3 separate regions of the Homo sapiens genome follow, and regions 1 and 2 are each linked to region 3. Evidence: chromatin contacts called from ENCODE Hi-C or POLR2A ChIA-PET data. All regions are on one chromosome and are shown on one strand. Each heading gives the region's core, a stretch centred on a gene start or an enhancer-like site at or near the end of the contact. The rest is flanking DNA. Distances are from core to core; before and after follow the strand shown. Region 1 holds the start of SLCO4A1-AS1 (SLCO4A1 antisense RNA 1). Region 2 overlaps TAF4 (TATA-box binding protein associated factor 4). Region 3 holds the start of CABLES2 (Cdk5 and Abl enzyme substrate 2).

Evidence for each region. A loop is a pair of places that touch in the nucleus more often than their neighbours do. ChIA-PET counts read pairs that join two places held with the same protein, here RNA polymerase II (POLR2A). Pooled maps may share reads with other maps.
Region 1: a pooled map shows a loop between it and region 3 (3-fold over the local background). The contact joins the promoter of SLCO4A1-AS1 here to the promoter of CABLES2 in region 3. A Hi-C loop is called at or near these places in 5 of 37 single-sample maps with no recorded cell type and 8 of 50 pooled maps. POLR2A ChIA-PET finds 5 or more read pairs at or near these places in 3 of 52 experiments (HEK293T, HepG2 and MCF 10A).
Region 2: a loop to region 3 is called in a map of ovary, with 3 times the contacts of the local background. The contact joins the enhancer-like site here to the promoter of CABLES2 in region 3. A Hi-C loop is called at or near these places in 10 of 168 maps with a recorded cell type or tissue (PC-9, dorsolateral prefrontal cortex, heart left ventricle and 3 more) and 12 of 50 pooled maps.

The regions. Positions count from the first base shown.
Region 1 is chr20:62,664,037-62,668,720 of GRCh38, forward strand. SLCO4A1-AS1 (SLCO4A1 antisense RNA 1) reads right to left here and starts at 2,585. Exons shown (of 4, transcript NR_024470.1): 1 at 2,349-2,585; 2 at 1,824-1,974; 3 at 888-1,461. It overlaps SLCO4A1 (solute carrier organic anion transporter family member 4A1), which reads left to right. Exons shown (of 12, transcript NM_016354.4): 6 at 898-1,052; 7 at 2,344-2,539; 8 at 3,709-3,874; 9 at 3,976-4,148; 10 at 4,441-4,505.
Region 2 is chr20:62,018,299-62,022,551 of GRCh38, forward strand. All of the region lies in intron 1 of TAF4 (TATA-box binding protein associated factor 4), which reads right to left. Among named protein-coding and RNA genes, the nearest start is that of MIR3195, 44 kb to the right of the region's middle. RefSeq lists enhancers at 3,343-4,122, 4,123-4,253. Within about 2 kb of position 2,078, at least 8 of the 41 ENCODE cell types and tissues checked have a DNase peak (open chromatin) inside an H3K27ac peak, as active enhancers do; they include ovary, where a contact is called at or near this core.
Region 3 is chr20:62,405,368-62,409,587 of GRCh38, forward strand. CABLES2 (Cdk5 and Abl enzyme substrate 2) reads right to left here and starts at 1,918. Exons shown (of 10, transcript NM_031215.3): 1 at 1,548-1,918. The coding sequence starts at 1,909. LOC105372709 (a long non-coding RNA gene) reads right to left here and starts at 1,527. Exons shown (of 2, transcript XR_936967.3): 1 at 1-1,527. RefSeq lists a silencer at 1,835-2,084.

The DNA of each region.
Region 1 (4,684 bases), core at 1,335-3,834, 260 kb after region 3:
GCTGTCGGCCACCTCCTGGGTTAGAAACTGCAAGGCCTGATGTGGGGCCTTCCCAGCTTCCAGGGGGCTATGTCCTTATCCTGAGACCCCACAGCCAGGACCGCAACAGGCAGATGTGGAGGCTGAGGCTGAGCCCTCAGGGCCAGACGGCTCAGAGTTCCCACAGTTCCCCCCAGGGCTCCAGGCCCATGCACCAAGGACTCGCCCCAGTTGAGGCCTCACCACCCCCAGGGCCACTGGCCCCCAAGTGCAAACCAAGCTAGCCAGGTCCGTCTACCCAGGGGCTTCTTGCATGGAGGGTTCGAATCCCAGTGGCTTCCTGCCCCACTTCTCCCAGGGGCTGGCGGTTGGGGACTGGCCACAGTCCCCATTCCCGTGATTCCATTCCCCTATCCCAGGGCCTGTCCGGTCCTGGACTTGGTGGCCTCTGCCTGCCCCAGCCAGTTCCCTTTTTCAGGCCCTGCTGCTGGCCAGTGACGGAACAGGGTCCTGGGTCACTTGGGGTCTCTCCCCACCTGAGCTGAAGCTCTGGCCAAGGCACTGATAAGGTTTTTCCCTAATCAGGGACTGCAGCTTTCAGGACAAGTGGGCCACAGGCATAGGCTCAGCCTGGCGCCCCCTGGGTTTCTCTGGAATAAGTGTGGGTGTCCCCCACCTGCCTGCACCCCACTCTACTCCCTGTCGGAACAGGGGCCCTTTGTAATCAGACCGGGGAGCTGACAGCCTCAGGAACAGCAGGTTCCTCCCACCCTGGGTCTGGCCCACTCTGACCCTCAGTCTCTTCTCCACACCCCGACCTCTGCCCACCACTCTGACCCTCAGTCTCTTCTCCACACCCCGACCTCTGCCCACCACTCTGACCCTCAGTCTCTTCTCCACACCCCCACCTCTGCCCAGCTCCATCTGGCTCCTGCTGAAGAACCCCACGTTCATCCTGCTCTGCCTGGCCGGGGCCACCGAGGCCACTCTCATCACCGGCATGTCCACGTTCAGCCCCAAGTTCTTGGAGTCCCAGTTCAGCCTGAGTGCCTCAGAAGCTGCCACCTTGTTTGGTGAGAAAACTGAATCTTGGGGGTCCTCTGCTTTTATGTCAGTTCTCAGAAACAGAGTCTTCAAGGGCATCTTCTAGAAAGACCCAGACAGGGCACATGGCAGTGAGTGCCCTCCCACCCCCGCTGCCAGAGCAGGTGTGGAGAGCGCCACGGGGGCTGAGCGACTCTGTCCACAGGCCGGGAGAGTGGTGGTCCTGCCCTCTTTGTGGGACATGCTCCGTAGGTGGAAGGGTCCACGGTGGGCTCCACCCCCTAGCCACCTAGTCTTGGCTTCTGTGACTTGGTGCAGGAAGGGTTTGGACCTGGCTGTTCCATGAGCCAGGCACTGGTGCCTCAGGACCTCCTGGAACAGTGCAGCTGGGGGTTTCTCGGTGCCAGAGGCAGGCTGGCCTTCCCAGGCTGGGCAGGTCTGCAGAAAGTGGGGACCCCTCCTCAGAGCTGCTCCTCCTGCCAGCGTTCACAGAGTACCCTGGGCCATGGCAGAGGTGCCAGGCATGTGGGCCACCACCGCCAATCTACCGCGCTCTACCCTTCCAGGGTCCACTATCTGGACAGGAAGAGGGCATCAGATGAGGGCTCCCCTCCCTCCCCCACAGGCCCATCCTGGCCTGGCCCCTCTGGGCTGACCTCACAAGCCCACATTCCCACACTCAACAGCCCCCCAGAGGTCAGCTCTACTGCCCCTTGGAGAGCCTCCCCACCTGTCCCCCCAAATCTGTCCCCTCCCCACCTGTCCCCCCAAACCTGTCCCCTCTCCACCTGTCCCCTCACCTGTGCCCTCCTCACTTGTCAGCCCAGAAGCTAGATGCCAGCTAATCGCAATTTTTTACTGTTGGTGGCCACTCAGGCTTCGACAAATGTCCTTGTCACAGCCTGCAGGGACTCGGCAGAGGCCCCTGGGGGAGGAGGGGGTGTGGCTGCCCTGGAGGGGGGTCAGTGGAGGAGTCATTGGCTTCCCACTGGGGCAGGGGCCGCTGACCTTGGAGCACTCTGGGCTCTCCTCCTCCCCCCGCCCCGCCCCGCCCCCCCGCTCCCCCTTCCCCTTCCCCTTCCCCTTCCCCTTCCCCTCTGAGGCATCCCCGCTGTGGGCTCTGGACAGAGGTCCCTCCTAGGGCTCTATCAGCGCAACAGCTAAGCACTCAGGTGTGGTGTTGAGTGCTGCCATGCAGGCAGGAATTGATCCCTCTATGCCTCAGTTTCCCCACCTGTAAAGTGGACCCGGCTGATCCACCACCCTCTCCCACCACGGCCCCCTGCCTGAGTCCCTGGCTGAATCCCTCCCTCTCCCCAGGGTACCTGGTGGTGCCAGCGGGTGGTGGCGGCACCTTCCTGGGCGGCTTCTTTGTGAACAAGCTCAGGCTCCGGGGCTCCGCGGTCATCAAGTTCTGCCTGTTCTGCACCGTTGTCAGCCTGCTGGGCATCCTCGTCTTCTCACTGCACTGCCCCAGTGTGCCCATGGCGGGCGTCACAGCCAGCTACGGCGGGAGGTGAGGGCCAGATGGCACCTGGGTACGCGTCGGGGCCCCAAGCACCCGCGGTCCCTGGGCATGGAGGAGGAGTGGTGCAGCACTTGGGAGAGGTGGTTTTGAAAAGGGCTACGTCACAGGACAGCGGCAAGGGCAACACCCGCTCAGCAGGGCACCCGGCAGCATCCACGTGAAAAGGCACCATGCCAGCCCCCAGCAGTGCCTGCGCTTGGGTCCCGGCTGTGCCCCCGGGCAGTCATATGCCTCTCTGGGCCTCAGCACTCTGCTCTGTAGCTGTGTCAAATGGAACAACAGCCCTAGTGTTCGGGGTCCTTGAGGCTGGTCTCTCGGTGACATAAAAAGTGTCCCAGGATGTGCTCCTGGAGTTGCCATGTGCTGGGAGTGGGAGGGACACCTGCTGGTCAGGTGGCAATTAGGGAATATCCAAAATACACGTAGGTAGCCTGCACCTCGGCCCTGCCCTGCGGGCCCCGGGAGTGCACCTGCAGGTGCCGTGCAAGGCCGAGAAGCACAAAGCAGCCGTTGTGGCATTATCGGAACCTAAGAGTCATCAGGGTGGACGGGGTCACTACGCTGTCCTCACAACAGAGGCCCTGCCCACAAAGGAGTGGAGGAAGCTCATCCTGGGCCACTGCCAAGACATACTGTGAAGTGGGAAAAAGGAAGGAGTTGGACAATGGGCGCAGTGTGCTCTGATTCAAGTGAGAAGTGCAGATGTTTGTGACTGCCGAGGGGCGTGTACGTGCAGACGACCCCTGCAAATGCACAGCCGGCCTGTGGCTGGAGAACCGAGGACTGGGGTGGGGCTGGGGCCACGAGGCTGCCTTTGTGTACTTGGCGCTTTTTCTTTCCTAATGTTTGTATTTGATCCATATGAATGTGTTGCCTGTCCAAAAACAAATGAACTAGGGAAAGGGGCTGTGCATCAGGCGGACGGTGCTGGGGGGCATGGGTGTGCCTTCCTTGCGTGAGGAGGAAAAACCATTCTATCACCAGAAGGCAGTGCCCAGTGTGAGTGCCCAGCGTGCTGGGGGCGGTGCAAGCTTGGCAAGTTTGTAGACCCGAAATGCAGGCTGCATGGGGACGAGCCCCATGGCTGACCCTGTGCCTGCTGGGCGCCAGCATGGCTCTGGCCTGGACCCTACCACTCGCTTGTCCCCCCTCTGCAGCCTCCTGCCCGAAGGCCACCTGAACCTAACGGCTCCCTGCAACGCTGCCTGCAGCTGCCAGCCAGAACACTACAGCCCTGTGTGCGGCTCGGACGGCCTCATGTACTTCTCACTGTGCCACGCAGGGTGCCCTGCAGCCACGGAGACGAATGTGGACGGCCAGAAGGTGAGTGGAGCCGCTGCCTACCGCCCCTGTCCTCCCCTGGACCCTGGGAAGGGGCCCCCGTGCCTTCCCCTTGTAATCGGAGCTATTGTTGGGCTTCCCAGGTGTACCGAGACTGTAGCTGTATCCCTCAGAATCTTTCCTCTGGTTTTGGCCATGCCACTGCAGGGAAATGCACTTCAACTTGTCAGAGAAAGCCCCTCCTTCTGGTTTTCATATTCGTTGTAATTTTCTTTACATTCCTCAGCAGCATTCCTGCACTAACGGCAACTCTACGGTAAGCTGGGGTCGGGTGTGCGCTTGTCCAGAGCTTTCCTTGCAGCACCCTGAGGCGGAGCTCTGCAGATCCTGAGACAGGAGCACTCCAGGAAACACCCAGGTCTAAGCGGGCCTGTCTGTCACTGGTGGCAGGAGAGACCTCACTGTCTCTGATCTCTGACGAGGGGCTTCCCACTTGGGGGGGGGTGATGATGTGGCTGGGGACTGGTCCAGGAGGCCACTGGCCTAGGGGGTGACTTGGCATGCAACCCCACTTCTGTGGGTGCTGACGCTGTGGTTTTCTATTGCAGATGTGTCCGTGACCCTCAGAGATCCTTTGCCCTGGGAATCCAGTGGATTGTAGTTAGAATACTAGGTACTGTGCAGTGTGAGGAAGCCATGGTCAGTTGCACAGTGTGCTCACTGCACAAGGGCATGGGCAAGTGTCTAACCACCAAGGGGATGTGCTTCCCAGCAGGAGGCTGTTCCCGCCTGGGAAGGGGTCCATTCCCTAACTGTCCACTAGAGGGGCCCATCGTCATTTATTTGCCCAAA
Region 2 (4,253 bases), core at 828-3,327, 390 kb before region 3:
CTCAGAACACCAACGGCTGCATCCACGCCATGTTTCCGAGAGGTTCTCACAGTTCTGGGTCCTGTGAGCTCTGTTTACGGACAAATAATCCAGCAGCATCTATTCACGCCAAGGCAAAGAAGTGCAACTCCGTCTCAAGACATAACTAATTTAAGAGTAATCAACCGTGGTTACGGGCGGCACCTGACCTACGAAAGGCAGCCGCCCCTCCTGCCTCTACTCCTCTCTCTGCACTTGCAGCAGGGTACACGTGGCAGGTGTGGCCCCCACCCCGCCCCACAGATGGGACCCCAAGGCCAGGGCGGAGGGTTCTGTCTGAGAGCTCCCCAGAGAGAGCCACGTGGGACACTGGCCGTGTCCCCACCCAGGTCTTTGTGAGGAATGCAGAGAGGAGCCAAGGATGACAGGGAGCAGGGCTCTCGGATACAGAGGCACAACCGGCTCCACGCACCCAGCCCTCGAGTCAGGGAGGAAGCAGTCAAACCTGCAACAAGAAACACGACATCCGTCCCAAAGACCCTCAGCATCCTCGTCCAACCAAGATGGGCAATTCCAGGTGGTGACGGGATGGGGCATAGCCCTGAAGGTCATTAACAGTTAAGGTCAGGAAGCTGGGGCCTGGGACCCTGCCTCCTGACCGGGCCACTGTGGCCACCGCCGCCTCCCCCGCAACCTCCCCAGCTCACAGCCCCTCTCTCTGCCCCACCCCACCTTCCTGGAGACTCCTTCATGGCACAGCCAAAACCCCACACCAGCCAATGTGCACATACAACCACCACAATGGGTCAGGGTCCAGCTAACAGAACCGCACTGGGGCTTCCAATTGTCCTAATATCTTCCTTACCACAGAAAGAAGTGTTCTTCACAGAAAGTTTAATAAGTGCAGAGAAGTACAAGAACAATGGAAACCTCCTGAAGCCCCTCTCCTGGCTGGCACAGCTCAGGTGCCACTCAGTGTGCACCGTGCACTTGGAAGCCGTAAGGACCACGGAGGCCACCCGCCCGAGTTCCCTGCCAGCTCCCCCGTTCCCTGCCCGCTCCCCGGGCGCACTTCCCATGGCAGTAAACATTCTTCAGAAACGTAACTGTCCGTGGCTACATACTATTTCATCCAAATTGTGTTTATAATTTCCTTCTGGTGAAGATTTAAGCTATTTTCTATTTTTCATTATGGTGAAAATGTAGGTTTTGAAACTGAAACAGTGTGAAACTCTCCACTCTCCCAGCGGTTCAAGGCCACACTGCTTGAGGCGGGCAATGCAGAGCCAGCAGTGGCCACGAGACGCCTCCCTGGGGAAGGAGCAGCGTGCACTCCTCCAAAGCCTGGCCAGTGGCCAGTGGTGACCAGTGGTGACCAGTGCCTCCCCCAGAGCCTTCCAGGGACCCACGTCCCCAGCTCAGCATGCCGCCACCGATTCCCACAGTGTGAGTGAATCCCACCCTCCCTGAGGAGAAACACCAGGGTTCTTACCCCACACAACAGTTTTCCTGATTCCTTTTGTAGGTAACACTTTTACTGTACTTGAAGCCAAAATGTAGAGCATGCGAAGCTGTGCCACAACCACACGGGCACCTGCACCCTGGGAACCCCCACCTGTGGGGGAAATGCCTTTGCCGGGTGCCGCAGGCCGCCCCGCACTCTCAGCACAAACCCCGGCCCTGGGCCTGGGGCTGTGGACTCCGCCCTGGCCTCCTGAGGCCCAGCCCCGGCTACCTCTTGGCCCTGCACCACCCGCCCTGGCTTGGCTCTGTCTGTGGCTCTCCTGTGTAGCCCAGGTCAGGACACATCCCTCCACAGGGGTCCATGTTCACCTCTGCCAAACCCAGGGCTGTGACCATCCTGCTATGCAAGTCACTCCGGAGCATGGCACCAGCCCCAGCCCCAGCCCAGGACGACAGGCCCCTGTGGATTCTCAGAGGGGCATTTCCTCCCTCCCAACGCACAGGACAGGCTGCAGGCACCGCTGTGCCCTCTGCCGGTGGGGGGGCTCTTTCTGGTCCTGAGGGGCTCTCAGCCCCAGCTCTCCTCCTGAGGCTACAGGACTCTCTGGCACAAGCATCAGGGGCACGGAGCCAGGCGCTGAACAGTCGCCCCTGCCAGCCCACGGGGACACAAGGTCCCAACCCTCAGCTGCTGTCCAGCTCCACGTCTGAGCCCTGCTGGTTTTCCTTATCTTCTAGAACGCTAAACTCTTCATTTAAAAGAACATTTATCCAACTTCCCCAGCCTTTCTGGGTGTCTGGTAATGGGAAGCTTTGTTAGGACTTCTGTCCCATCTCACCGTCATGTCGCAGCTCAATACCAGCCCCTCCACCAGATGGGCAAACAGCCAGGGACCACCAGCCACCTGAGGAAGGCCCAGCATCAACCCAGACACCAAAGCAGTGAACTGATCAAAATAAGCAAGAAACCCTCTTCAAAATCACAAAGATTATCCAATACGACAGTCAAATTAAAAATTCCTGGGATGACCAGACGACAGCACCGAGGCATTCCCCCTGAATACAGTATAGAAAAAGAGAGTGGAAACTTGGAAGAACAGATGAGAAAATGTGAAGGAGCATTCCAGAAAACACAACAGGTGATCAACAGAAATTCTAGGAGGACAGAAAGGACAGCAGTTGCTGGAGCCAGCGTGAACATGAGGAAGGAGGCGCACACCAGCCTCACCACAGAAGCCAGACCACTGGGAAGGAAAGACCTTCCCCGTGTTTCCAGGGGAAAAACACAGATCCCAGCCACAGTACGGGGAAGGAGAGCTCAGCAGCCCTGAGAGCTCCACAGAAACGGGAAGAGATGGCCAGCACCTTCGAAACCCCCCGGGAAATTACCTTCCACCTGGAACTCAACGCCAGGCCAAACCACCCACCAAGGCTCAGAGGCAAAAAAAGGCATTTCAGACACACTAGGTCTCAAAAAAGGTATATTCTGTAAGAAGGGAGAAGCCACTTAAACAAGGGAATAAGTGAAGAAAACAAAAGACAGGATCCAGGAAACATGGGACTGAACCCCAAGGAAACAAGGGGACTCTCAAGGATGAAGCAGAAGGGAGGAACAGGCATGGCCAGGCACAGGGTCCGGAGGGCCAGGGCGCTGGGGCTGGCCACAGGGCAGTAAGCACCTGGGAACCCACAGCCCTTCTAGCTGCTGAGACACAGCTGCCTGCACAGGGAGCAGAAGCAGCACAGCACTTGGCTCGACTCAAACAGCGTGTTCACAGCCAAGGGCCGTGCGCGCCCAACGCGGAGTCGGCCAGGGCTGCGTGGGCTGGGCCGGGGCTCTGCGGACTGCGGCTGGGCAGCCAGACGGTCGCTAGCTGACACTCACTCGGCAACCTCAGGAGGTGGCTGTACAGGCAGGGCCATGTGGATACACGTTCCAAAGTGGTCCCCTCTGAGAGGCAGTTAAAAGGGGGTGGGTGGGCCAGCAGAGTTTGTTTCTCACTGAAAGCTCTGCTCTTCAAAACAGGCATATGATTAAAGTTCTATACTTTTTTTTTTGAAACAGAGTCTCACTTAAAGTTTTACATTTTTAAATATTTAAAAAAAGAAAAAAAAAGACAGCCGGCACCTCAGACGGCGACAGAGAGGCACTGTGTGCAGTGGCCGCTCTGTGAGTGAGTGCATCCCTGGGGAGCAGGGCAGGTCCAAAGCCCGGGAGGGCGCTCCGAAACTCAGGCACACAGCGGCCAGCGGCGGACAGCATCAGAGGCGGAGCGGGCCCTCCAGGCCCGCCAAGGTCTTAGAGGGGCAAGAACACCCCAGGATGGACCCCTGGGGACACAAATCTAAGAAAATCCCTCCCTCCCTTTCCCAGCTGTATTTATAATGGTATCACGAAAGTGTCTGCGCCGTGGAGACCTGTGCAGTCAGGAGGTGGGTGGGCCTGCGATGGTTTCTGTCCAGGAAAACGCAGAGGACAGCTGTGCTGTCAGTCAGCTGCCCTGGGCCTCACTCTTCACCCAAGCATGGAGAGGTGGGAAGGGTCAGGGCTGGCTGCAGAATAAAGGCAGCCCCTCTGGAAGGCCCAGAAAACACAAACGGAGCCACCAGCAGGCAGCCTCATCCCCAGCAGAGAGGAGCATGGTCCTCAAGGAATAAGCTACCAAAAGGGCCAAAGAGATGAGCAAAAGTGGTGTTTCCCTGCAGTGGAAAGGGGTGGTCTGAAGCCTGAGGGTTTGCAGGCCCACTTCCCTCTGTAACTAGGACATTCGAACCCTCTCCATGCTACCAGCTGGGACCAGTGGTGGACA
Region 3 (4,220 bases), core at 668-3,167:
CATGGGGCCTGGCTGCCACATTTGGGCAAATCCATCCCTCTGCCCCAATCATCCCTCTGACCCTCCCTGGAGCAGCGGCCAGGCATGTCCGTGGGGGGACATCTTGTGGACAGGCCTGGGTCTGCAGGCACCCTCAGCCTGGCTACGGCCAGGAACACTTCCAAGGATGGAGTGCACCGCGACCTGCGTGTGACGCAACCTGCATGTGACGTCATAGTCTTTGAGGACAGAGTGCTGTGTTCTGGGCCCAAACTTCCCCAACCAAAGACCTTAGAGGAACCCAATGCCTCCACCTGCCCGAAGGCCAGGGGCGTGGGGCAACTCTGATGACCTCCAGGTAAGCAAGGAGCACGTGCCAGCCTTGACCCAAGAGCTCTGTGTCGGCCCCTTTGCTGCACACCTGCAGGGGCTGCCTCTGGGAACAGCCGCCCAGCAGGCACTTGGACCTGTGGACAGTGGCTCCCTTTGAGAAGGAACCGCAACAAGCAGCCAGTCCTGGGCCCAGAGCCCACAGTCACTCCTGGAGGTGAGGGCTGTGGGAGGCAGGGTCACCCAGGTCCTGTGGTCTCTGGGAGAAGGACACAGGGTGTCGGGCAGCCAGGGGCCATCTGGGCAGGGGGCACACGCTGGACAGGCAGGGCTCATGGTTGGGGTTGCCCTGGGATGGGCTGAGGTGGTTCCCAGAAATGGAATCAAGGCAGGGGGAGCAGTGGAGACCCAGGGTGTGACAGACCCAAAGATACCGAGCTGAGAGTGATGTGGGGAAGGGCGGGGCTCAGCAGGGAAGTGACAGGGAGAGGAGGGGTGCCAGAGACCAGTGGCTGTGGGATGGGAGATGTGGCTGTGCAGGGGCCTCTGGGAACAGGTGTCAGTGACAGTGCCAGGAGGACCCCGGCCCACATGCTGGGTCTGAGGAGGTGGGCATGGACGGTGTGGCCCGGTTCAAAGAATGCGAAGAGATGCACAGGGCTGTCCATGTGTCCCTGTGTCCCGGGCACTGGTACCAGTGGATGGGGGTGGGGGCATGTCCAGAACCCACAGGGCTGGGGGTCTCAGGGGTAATAAGGGCTGAACCCTAAAACCCATTTCAGAGCACTGACAACGTGGAGATCCAGACCCCGTATTCAGGGGCTGGGAGAATTCAGGGGACAATGAACCCTATGTGTGGGGGGTGACAGGGCCTGAGGAAACCCTCAGCCAGCCCAGGAACCCCCAGTTCTGTATCCAGGACTGACAAGGTCCCAGGTGAACCCAACCCCTGTGTCCTGGGCTGATGAGGGCCCAGACTGACCCTGACCCCTGTGTCCTGGGTTGACAGGGGCTCAGGTCACCTGAACCTCTGTCCAGGGCTGACAAGGCCCCAGGTGAACCCAACCCCTTTGTCCTGGCCTCTGTCCAGGGCTGACAAGGCCCCAGGTCACCTGACCCCCTTGTCCTGGGCTGATGAGGCCCCAAGTAATCCTGACCCCTAGTCCTGGGCTGATCCGGCCCCCGTCCCCGTCCCTGTACCCCGCGTCCTGGGCTGACCTGGCCGGGCCCCCACTCACCTCTGGCGCTGCCCATCCAGGCCGAGGCCGGTGGGCACCTGCGTGGGGCTGAGCAGGCCCTGGGGCGCGGGGGTCCTGGCGGGCAGCCCGGTGGGGGGCTCCGGCGGCGGCGGCGCTGGCGGTTCGCGGGCCTCGGCGGGCGGCGGCGGGGGCTTCTCTCCGCCCGGGCCCAGGCTCGGGGGCCGCCCGTCCAGGGAGATGTTGTTGAGGAAGAAAAGCGCGGCCTGGCGGCGCCGCGAGTCCCCGCGCCTCCGCAGCGCCTGCGGCGGGGCCCGAGCGGCCGAGGTCGGCGCGGCGGGTGGCGGGGGCCCGGCGGGGCCGGGGGCCGGGCCCGGGGCTCCACCGGCCGCGGCCGCGGCCATCCTCAGACTGCGCCCGCCGCCGCGAAGCGCCCCACCCCCTGCCCGCGCGCCCGCGCGCCCGCCGCCCATTGGCCGCGGCGCGCCCACATGCAAATGTATCGCCGTCGCGCTCTCCCATTGGCCAGCGAGGTGCCGCGCTCAGGGCGCTCCCCTGGGTCCTAGAGGCGGTCGGACGCAGCAGCAGGGAGTCGGGAGCTGCGCGCCTCCCCGCCGGTTCGAGTCCCCGTCTTGGGACCTGCGGCCGCGGGGCTCTCGCTTTCTGTTCCCTTTGCTGTATGGCGGCCTTCGCGGATGGCCTCCATCGAGCGCACATTTTAAGGCTCCGGACCCAGGGCGGCGTGGGTGAGGCCCCAGCACACTTCCCTGTCCGGAGGTGTGTCTGGGCGGCGCTTCAGCGGGCGCAGGGCGGCCCCTGGAGGAGCCCCACCGCTTCCCGGAAGGGCCCGCGTGCCATCTGGCCTCCTTCATTGACAGAAGGGAACGAGGGTCTGAGTGGAGAAGGCACCTGCTTGGGATCAAAGCCCCAGGCAGAGTCCTGCACTTCCTGCAGTAGCAAAGTGACCTTGAGCCTGCCTTGTGCCCAGGCCTGTTTCCTCTCTGTGCCTGGGTGCCCCTGACTTCAGAACCTGTGAGCCCGTGGCACCGGGATGGTCAGGGCCTGCCTCTGGAGCCCGGGAGCCTGTCTGCAGTCTGGAGGGGAACCCGCTGTATCTTTGTGGAGGGACTCAGGACCTTGCACCCACCTCTGTGTCACCTGCCTGCTCTGTCCAGCTTTCTTTCATGGGTTTACGTATCTTTAAAGAGGGGACAATGATTTCAGCCTCAGGGTACTGTCAGGATGAAACTGGCTCAGTGAGGGGGTCGGGCTGTGGCCGGAGGCCAGGCACATGCAGTGGTCAGTCCGCGAATGCGCTGCAGTACCTCGCACCTGCCCGCATGCGCCCAGCCTCTCCTGTGCTGGGTGCTGGGGACCCGGTGGGACCGACAGGCACAGCGCTGGCCCTAGGAGCACCTGGTGTGTGGGGAGGCAGCATGATGGCCAACAAGGCAGTGGGCGAGTGGGCAAGACAGGGTCTTCATCACCACCCCTAGCATGGGCCCCTGCCCTTCAGGCCCCTACCCACCTCCCGCCTGCCTGCTCCCTCCTGTGGGCCTTCACGGGCCACCATTGGGGCTCACGCAGCATGCAGCACCTCCATTTCCTTTCCCTCCGCCCTTCCAAGTTGGCCTCCAAGGCCTCTGCCAGGCCTAGGGGAAGGTGGGCAGCTGTCCTGTCTAGGAGAACGCGGGGCTGGGTGGCATAGCAGAGGGGTGGCTGCGGATTCTGGATCCACAGAATGGGGTGCTGACTTGTGTGCCTGGGGGCTCCCGTGAGCGGGGAGTGAGTGTGTCCAGCGCTGTAGGGTGCTGAGGCTGGGGCAGGCACACAGTGGGCCCTCCATCCCTGCTGGCTATCACCAGGAGGAGGGGCCTGACAGGGGAGGGTGGGCCATACACCAGCAGCTTGCAGAGAATCTGGTGTCAGATGAGAACAGAAAGGGGCGAGTGAGGGTGGAGGGCAGGACGCAGGAGGCAGGAGGCAGCTGTCCGTGCTGGCTGCAGCGCCGGGTCCTGGGGATCGGCTGTGCAGTAGGGGGGCCCCTAGCCAGTTCTTCTTTGCTGGCGCTAAGCTAGACTTTGAGGGACAAGGAGGAATGCTGAGGAAGGAACGGGGTCTCTTCCTGGGTCTGGTGAACCCCCTTGCTAGGCTCCCGCTGCCAGTCTTCTCCCCTCCCCAGGGTGTCGATGGGTGGCCAAAAGCCAACCTGGCCTGCGGGCAGTGTGTAGGGAACACACGGCTTTTGTTTCGTGTGATTCTGGAGAAATTAAAGCAACCTTTAACACACCTGGACTTCCCTCTTGGGAGTTCAGTCCCTCTGGCCTCTCAGGACAACAGGCAGACATGTCACAGGCTGCAGGTGGGAGGCAGTGCCCCCTGAGTCAGGCCCGCACCCCAGTCTGGCCCAGGCCTCACCCAGCCCAGTCGTTGGCCCGTGTCCTGCCATCCCTGTGATGCGTGGTTTTAAATGCCCAGCTCACCTTGGTGCTTTGGCTGCAGAGGGCCCTGCTCATGAGTTTCGCTCCTTATTTTCTTTGGCTCTCACCCTGAACTCTGAGCAGGTGTCAAGCGCAGGGCTCTGTCTGGATGCTCCTGACTGCAGGCCTGGCCCTTGGGCTGACTTCTTAGTTTCCCCCTTGCCCTGGCACCCCTCCGTGGCCCCCACCTTTCCTTTCTGCCTGATCCTTGTCCATTTTTCTAGAGTTGGGGTCT